2 separate regions of the Mus musculus genome follow, and region 2 is linked to region 1. A link is a loop called in an ENCODE intact Hi-C map of the cell type or tissue named here. Cell type or tissue: left cerebral cortex. All regions are shown on one strand. Links, peaks and the distances in the headings refer to the core of each region. The heading gives the core; the rest is flanking DNA.

Evidence for each region. Hi-C counts contacts between places; a loop is a spot of excess contacts. Peaks named below come from ENCODE experiments on the same cell type or tissue, not always from the same donor. Only the 100,000 strongest peaks of a DNase experiment are listed, where the experiment ranks them.
Region 2: it touches region 1 in a loop (2.0-fold over the local background); 5 of 42 quality-filtered maps call a loop at or near these places.

What each region holds. Positions count from the first base shown.
Region 1 is chr5:108,260,821-108,265,213 of GRCm38, forward strand. No RefSeq gene overlaps it. Among named protein-coding and RNA genes, the nearest start is that of Dr1, 5.9 kb to the right of the region's middle. In left cerebral cortex, for the core only: no CTCF peak of the experiment used is centred there; a DNase peak (open chromatin) is centred at 2,137.
Region 2 is chr5:107,898,173-107,902,565 of GRCm38, forward strand. Rpl5 (ribosomal protein L5) reads left to right here and starts at 2,356. Exons shown (of 8, transcript NM_016980.2): 1 at 2,356-2,474; 2 at 3,698-3,767; 3 at 3,850-3,965. The coding sequence starts at 2,472. In left cerebral cortex, for the core only: a CTCF peak has its summit at 2,312 (motif pointing right); DNase peaks (open chromatin) are centred at 2,343 and 2,981; H3K4me3 peaks cover 1,687 bases; H3K27ac peaks cover 676 bases.

The sequences.
Region 1 (4,393 bases), core at 141-4,140:
ACCAGTACCCCCAGAGCTCATGTTTCTAGATGCATATGTATCAAAAGATGGCCTAGTTGCCCATCATTAGGAAGAGAGGCCCCTTGGTCTTGCAAACTTTATATGCCTCAGTACAGGGGAACACCAGGGCCAAGAAGTGGGAGTGGGTGGGTAGGGGAATGGGAGGGAGAGGGTATGGGGGACTTTTGGGATAGCATTTGAAATGTAAAATAAGAAAATACCTAATTAAAAAAAAGAAATAAATATAGGTAAAAAGAACTTTTAATATCCAAGCTGGATGTGGTGGGCAAGTCTGTAATCCCAGTAACTGGGGAGGCTGAGGAAAGATGATAGTACTTTCAAAGCCAGCCTAGACTATGTAGTAAGACCTTGTCACAATCAAACAAATGTATTGATCTCCCTTCTCCATAGTTATGTCTTTGTAGAGTGCTTCTCATGTATGTTCTTGTTGGCAGAGTGACAAGGTAGTACAGAGAATCAATGTGTGTGTGACTGGTTTTTGTTTTTTGTTTTTGTTTTCACTCTTACAAAGTCACCAAAGAAGTTGGGCTTCATGGCTCAATATTTAATCCTAGCTATTTGAGAGGCTGAGGCAGGGAAATGGCAAATTCAACAACTCCCTAAGCTACAGAGTGAGTTTAAGATGAACACGAATAACTTTCTAAGATTCTAACTCTAAATAAAGAAATAAAATCTACTACTTGGAAGACCTCTTAAACACCACAATCTGATTAATTTTATGACCTTAGAAACTTCACAATGGATATTAAATTTCAATACACAAAACATTTGGAGACGCATAAACCACATTTAAACCAGAACACACCAAATATCTGCTTAGATTTGTGCCCACAGGACCTGTCATATAACAATCGCGTACTTAACCATATCTTGTTGTGACCCTTTGGCTTATTTGCCTTTTAGATTGACAAGTTCCACAACAGGGCCAACTTTCCATGAGATATTTGTTCCTTATTGTACCCTGCACATAGTAGATCCATTAAATAAGTTGCTTTCTGCTTCAGTTTGAAGAGGTGCTCAGGCTTTCTTTGTACTGGAGGAAAGCAAGAGATCTAGTGACAGCCAGATAGTCAGCTTTCAGCCAAAATCAATAAAGCCATCTACCCAGCCCACAGGTGACTCAGAAAATTATCATGTGCATTTTTCCCTTTGGCTTTCTTCAGGAAATTATTTATTATCAAGTCTCCTCATATCTCTAAGACATAGCTAAGTATTTGACAGATTCCCAATAATCCCTGATCAAAATCAATGCATGAATGAATAAATGGGACTTACAGAAGATTTATAGTTCTGTCTGCTATGAATGCTTTTGCTTTTTTGTTTTCTGAGATATAGTTTCACAGCTCAGGTTGCCTGGAATTCACTACTTAAACCAGGCTGATATTACTATTATTATTATTATTATTATTATTATTACTATTTAATCATTATTCTGAACTTTCTCCTATTACTCAACAGATTGGTTTTTTCCATACAATATAACTGATTAAAGTTTTCTTTCCTTATACTCCTTGAAGTTCCTCTCCACTTCCCCTCCTACCAGGATCCACACATTTTTTTGTCTCTCATTAGAAAACAGACATCTGGGTTTCTGTCTGAGCCAGGAAATGATCCTGTGCCATGATGCTCGGAGCTGATCAGCGCTCCATACCCAAATACCGCCAGGAGAGAGCTGGTCTCCCAGGGGTGCAGACATGCCTGTGAACACAGGTAAAACCACCACTTCTGCTCAAATTCCTAGCTCAAGAGGGGGACCCACTCAGAGCCATCAGGACACACGACCCAAGGAACAGCCGGGGACAGGATCCTTCGGGTTTCATCTGCACCCTAAGCTGACCCTGTGCCACAGCTCTCCATACCCAAATTCTTCCGGGAGAGAACTGGTCTCCCAGGAGTACTGACACACAGGCTTGCAGGAGGAACAAGCCACAGTTAGAGAAAGCAAGACCAGCTAATACCAGAGATAACCAGATGGCGAGAGGCGTGTATGGAGAAAGTGGGGAGGCAGAAACCTGAGCAGGGACTGGTGGATGGAGAGCAGGCTGAGGGAGCTGAGCACAACTGCAGGGAGACTGACACAGAGCCAAGAGCAAGAGAGGGGAGGGCAGCAGAGTCCCTGGCAAGGGGCAGAGCCAGACCCGCTTGAACCAGCAGAACCAGCTGCTGCAGCAGGAAAAGGAGCCAGCAACTGAGGGAGGGGTTAGGGGGAGAAGCCTACATTACGGTGTTTTCTGTTAATTGTGAACTAGACCAAGGCATCCCAGTAAATAGGGACAAAGGCTGCAAAAGACTGACTCTCTGTGGGGACACAGAGAGCAGTTTGTCCAGGCCCAGCCTGGAATCCTCAGCTGGGAAAGAAACTGTCTCAAAAAGGAAAGAGGAAAATCTCACCCAAGGGAATAAGTCCTAGAACAAGGGTCAGGGTAGTACAGGGGTAGCTCTGAGCTCAAGAAATCTTCCCTGAGACCATGGTGGACAGATGTTTACTCTGACCAGTGGTGGATGGAGGTTTACTAGTTCTGCTAGTGAGTTGTGGTAGCTGGGGTGGGATGCAAACCTGTAGAGTTTCTAAATCCCGGCCATGGAACCATATGATATGTTTATAAAAAGAGAAAGAATATGTCCTAAGGAGGGGTAGTCAGGTATGGGGGAAGGGGGTGTCTCAGCGGGCCCATGCCAAGGCATCCCTTCCCCCTGAGGGACCAGAGTTTATTCAGGGCATGGGGAGGGGAGTCAACTGGGTAGTAGAGGCAGAGAGAAGGAGAGAGTAGAGAAGTGGAAGCCATGGAGAGACTGGAAAGGGAGTAGGGAAGGGAGGGGGAAGGGAAGAGGGCAAGAGAACAAGAGAGCAAGAGAGAGAGAGGAGGGGGCAAGCACCCCCTTTTATAGTGGGGGAGTAGCATACCTGGATGTTGCCAGGTAACTGTGGGGTGGAGCTTAAACAAAATGCTAACCCATACCATGCATGTCCTTTTGGGTCTGAGTTACCTCACTCAGGATAATAGTTTCTAGTTCCATCCATTTGCCTGCAAAACTCATGATGTCCTCATTCTTAATAGCTGAATAGTAATCCACTGTGTAAATGAACTACATTTTCTGTATCCATTCTTCTGTTGTAGGACATCTGTGTTGTTTCCAGCTTCTGGCTATTACAGATAAGGCCACTATGAACATAGTGGAGCACGTGCCCCTGTGGTATGGTGGGGCATCTTAAAGAAATTGAAGGAGACCTCAGAAAATGGAGAGATCTCCCATGCTCATGGATTGGTAGAATTAACATAGTAAAAATGGCCATCCTACCAAAAGCAATCTACAGATTCACTGTAATCCCCATCAAAATTCCAACACAATTCTTTACAGACATGGAAAGAGCAATTTTCAATTTCATATGGAAAAACAAAAGAATCCAGGAGAGTGAAAAACAACTCTTAACAATAAAAGAACTTCTGGGGGGAATCACCATCCCTGACCTCAAGCTATACTAGAGAGAAATAGTGATAAAAACTGCATGGCATTGATACAGAGACAGACAGGTCAATCAATGGAATAGAATTGAAGACCCAGAATAAACCCACACACTTATGAGCAAAGAAGTCAAAAATATACAATGGAAAAAATAAAGCATCTTCAGTAAATGGTGCTGGACTAACTGACTGTATATAGAAAAATGAAAATAGACCCATATTTGTCACTTTGCACAAAGCTCAAGTCCAAGTGGATCAAGGACCTCACCATAAAAACAGATATACTGAATCCAATAGAAGAGAAAGTGGGAAAGAGCCTTGAACTCTATGGCACAGAGGGAAATTTCCTAAACAGAACTCCAATGGCTCAGGCTCTAAGATCAACAATTGATAAATGTGACCTCATGAAACTGAAAAGCTGCTTTAAGTCAAAGGACATAGTCAATAAGACAAATCTGCAACCTACAGACTGGGGAAAAAAAATCTTCACTAACCCCACATCTGATAGAGGACTAATATCCAAAATATATGAAGAACCCAAGAAGCTAATCTCCAAAAAACAAACAAACAAACAAACAAAAAACAACCAAACAACCCAAATCAAAAAATAGGGTATAGAACTAAACAGAGAATTCATAACAGAGGAATCCTGAATGGCTGAGAAGTACTTGAAATGTTCAAAGTCCTTAGTCATCAGGGAGATGCAAATCAAAACTGGCCCAAGATTCCATCTTACACCAATCAGAATGGCTAAGATCAAAAACCGAGGTGACAGCACATGTTGGGGAGGACATGAAGAGATGACTTCTGTGTTTGGGAATGGGATGTGTGTCCACGGCTCCTTTCTGCTCTAGCACTCTATCTAGTGGACAGGTCCTGTGTATGCTGTCTCTAAATTGATAAGCATG
Region 2 (4,393 bases), core at 251-4,250, 360 kb before region 1:
CAGAACCAATGGCGGGGGTTGGGGGAGGCATGCTAGTTGTCATACTTAGGGTTTCTATTGCTGTGATGAAATATCATGACCAAAAGGCCATTTGGGGAGGAAAGGGTTTATTCAGCTTACACTTCCACAAAGGAAGTCAGGATAGGAACTTGGAGACAGAGGCTGATGCAGAGGCCATGAAGAGGTACTCCTTACTGGCTTGCTCTGCTGCTTTTTTTTTTTAGAGCCCAGGACCACAGCTCAGGGATAGAACCACCCAGGATGAGCTGAGCCCTACTCCATCAACAACCAACCAAGAAAATGCCCTACAGCTGGACCTCATGGGGGCATTTTCTCAACTCCTCTCTGATGACTCTAACTTGTGTCAAGTTGAAACAGAAAACCAGCTAGTACAATAACTGAGCACACTTTTTTTTAAAAAGTATTTATTTTTATTTGATGTGTGTTTTATTTATTATTTTATTATGAGCATTTTATCATTTGTTTGTCTGTTTATTTAATGTGTTATTTTATTTGGTGTTCTGCCTAGATGTGTGTCTGTGTGAGTGTTAGATTTTGGGGTTTCAGAAAGTTGTGAGCTGCCTTGTGGGAGCTGGGAAACTCCAAGATCTGAATCATTAGAGAGGAGGTGGCCTCCACTGAGAAAAATGCCTACATGAGATCCAGCTGTAGGACATTTTCTATTGATTGCTGCTGCTGACCCACACACTTCTAGGGGATTCGGCTTCAACCTGGAATCTCACCACAGGAATGCTGGGATTACAGGTACATACTCCATTCCTGGCTTTCCATAAGGGTTCCGGGGGTCTGACGTCAGTACATCAGGTTTGTATAGCAATCACTTTTACCTGCTGAGCTATCCATAAAAATACAAATATTTTTAAGGAGTCCCACTGCCCCTCCAAAATCTGAGCACCAGTGTCATAAAATGCTATTGCTAAAAATAATTGGGTACACAGAATTTGGGGAAGCAACTTTGTTTTGTTTTTTCTTTTCTTTCTTTCTTTTCTTTTCTTTTTTTTTTTTTTTTTTTTTGTTTCGTTTTGTTTTTTGAGACAGAGTTTCTCTGTGTAGCCCTGGCTGTCCTGGAACTCACTCTGTAGACCAGGCTAGCCTTAAACTCAGAAATCCACCTGCCTCTGCCTCCCGAGCGCTGGGATTAAAGGCGTGCGCCACCACGCCCGGCTAGGGAAGCAATTTTCAAATTGCATTCTCATTGACTTTGGTTTTCCGAGACAGGATTTCTCTGTGTAGCCCTGGCTGACCTGGAACTCACTTTGTAGACCAGGCTGGCATCAAACTCAAATCTGCCTGCCTCTGCCTCCCAGGTCGTGCACCACCACTGCCCGGCTCTCAGACTTTTTTTAGACTTTCTAAAGCTCTCAGCCTTATAACTGTTCTTTCACGTGTTTAAATAATTGTTTGTATGCATTTCTTTTCCTTCAGGCAGCCCAGGCTGGCTTCCAATTCACTAGGTAGCCTAGGCTAGCCTTGCACTTTCTGATTCTTTTTCCTCTCCCTTCTAAGTACTGAGGCTGCAATTCTTAGCTGCACACCCAGTCCTAAAAAGAAACTTCTTGAGGAAGGGGACTAAGAGTGATGGAGGAGGCGGCGCTCATAATGTCAGGAATTCTGGGGACAATGGAAGCATAAAGGCAACAGGAGAGTGCAGTGGGTTTTGTTTTGTTTTCACCATGTAACAGGTAACTAAGAATTGACTGGAGGTCAGCACTCTGAGAAGTGCTGGAGAATGAAAAGTATGCTTGAAGCAGATGTCAAGATGCTATGCAAAGGCAGAAGAGTCTCTTCTAACTCAAACTTGAGGCTCTGAGGCTGAGCTTCCCGGCGGCCCTGTGTGCTGGGAATTCCGAAATATATATTCCAGAAGTGAGTCAAGTCATGGAGAAGGCAAGATTTCAGCATAGGCAAATTCATGTATTTAACTTAATTTTTACCCCCTCCTGCTTAGAAAAATAATTATATAAGTGTGGTGTGTGTGCGTGCATGCCGAGCGTGTTTTTAAAAATGTCCTCCTGCCCGGTAGTGGTGGCACACGCCTTTAATCCCAGCACTTGGGAGGCAGAGGCAGGCTGATTTCTGAGTTCGAGACCAGCCTGGTCTACAGAGTGAGTTCCAGGACAGCCAGGGTCACACAGAGAAACCCTATCTCGAAAAACCACCCCCCCCCCAAAAAAAAAAAAAAAAAAGTCCTCGCAAAAAGCCTCTATTTCCCTTTCTCATCGCCCATCCTCCATGCTCGTTGAGAGGAGGAAGATGACATTCATCCTCCTACCGGCAGGGGGCGATAGCCCGCGCATCTTGAGGCCTACAGCCACTCTTTCTCACGTCGCTTGCGTGCTGGTGGTGCTACATACTGCGCATGCGTACGTGACTCCGGTCTTTTTCCCCCTTAGCGCGGCCGACTCTGCAGGTCTGCGTGGAGCCGCGGTTGCGGGTCTCTATTCCGCAGGATGGTGAGTGGGCATCTGGGTCTCAGGCCCGTGCGTGCACCGGGGTGCCCCCTCCTCTCGCGGATGCCCGCTCGGGGTCGGCTCGTGCGACCCGGGGGGCAGATGGCATTCGATTCCCGGCTCTGCGCCCGCCGTTCCAGCGTGGCCTAATGGCTGCCGGGTGCCAGCCGGGGGAGGGGCCGCGGCGGAGGGTGCTCGGGACGAGGCTTCCGAGTCCGGCTGCCAGCCGCAGTTGTCTCCGGGGTCGTCAGGAGGCCGTGCCACGGAAGCCCGAATCCCTCGGCCTCGCACAGAGCCCTGAAGCCGGGAGTGTCTGTCAGTGGAGGCCGTGGCGCTGCTGCGTCCCGGAAGGGATGTGGCGGCCCCTGGCTCTTCCTGGCCAGAGTCTGGCCCTGTTTTCAGAGATTTGCTGAGATCGGACTTGAGAGGTGGGGTGCAGCTCTTCATTTGCGAGGAGTAATTGTAGATCGTACTCTGCCATTTGAGCCCGGTTTAGGCAGGGAGGAAGTGAGCGCCGAGTGGTTGAACTTTCTCGGTGAGGTGTGCAGTTGTCGGCACAGATTGGCTCCGGTGTAGGTGATACATCCCGGCGGTTTGGCGTAGGGATCGATCAGTGGTACAGGAATTGAAAGATTGTTTAAAGGCAGTACGAAAATGTCTTTGTACCTGCAAGTTGTAGTAAGGAGCCTGCAGTTGTGGATGGAGCGACTTGGGTCGGTGCCCTATTCCGCCCAGCCATCTTTACGTGTTTTCTGAGGCTTAGTTAGGTGTGTTTGGCGAAGAGAACCAGTGCAACAGCAGTTCTCCATCTGGTTCTTAACCCATCTGTCAGATATTTGTATTAACGATGAATAACTACAAGATTAAATTAACGAAGCAGCAACGAGATTTATGGTTTGGGGAAGGGTCACCACAGCATGAGGAACTAACCTTATTAAAGGTTGAGCACTGCACAACAGCGATTCTTGTTTCCGGTCAGCTTAGAAACATGCTATAGAAGTTGACACTTGTAATAATTTGCTTTTGAAACTTGGGCATGATTTTGTTACATAGTTAAATAAAAAAATACAGACCAAAACCCAGGTGGTTCTTGCCTATTAATTCGGCGCTCAGAAACTACCAAATGCTAGGTCATGTTGGGCTACATAGTTGGCCTGTATCAAAAGAAAAAAGTCATGGGACGAAACAATTAGCAAAGCCCTGATAATTTTTTTTTTCCTTTAAAGGGGTTTGTGAAAGTTGTCAAGAATAAGGCCTACTTTAAAAGATACCAAGTGAGATTTCGAAGGCGGCGAGGTATGAACTTTTTCTGTTTTAGTTTCTGAAGACTGTTTCAAGGTGGAACCTTCCCTGGTTAAATTTTTTTTTCCCCTTGCAGAGGGTAAAACTGACTACTATGCTCGAAAACGATTGGTGATCCAGGACAAGAATAAGTACAACACACCCAAATATAGGATGATAGTTCGTGTAACTAACAGAGATATCATCTGCCAGGTGAGTTATGTCCTAGACTTGAGTAGTGTGGTCAGACGCATCAACTCTAACTTTTGGGAGAGACTATTTTCTTGTGTTAGTAGATTTCAGTGGCGGGTGGGGGGGGTGGGGGTGGGGGGAAGGTTTGGAAATCCTGGCTTTGCTTAATTTCCATTATGGAATTTGAGAGGAGGACTGGGAAATCTGTTGATATGAATAGTCTTCCAATTACCTTCATCTGTCACGCATTAACTCCTGGTGCTTACTTTATGGGCTTGTGTGCCATTTTACTGATTTAAAAAGGCTGGTAATAGGGTGGTAGGACTCTTGTTGCCAGGCAGGGTTGCTCATCTGTCATCCCAGCATGACAAGCTATTTCTATTTACTGTTTGAAATAGGTTTTAAAATACACAAAAATGTCTTCCACTTTGAAAGCCCTTTAAAAATGG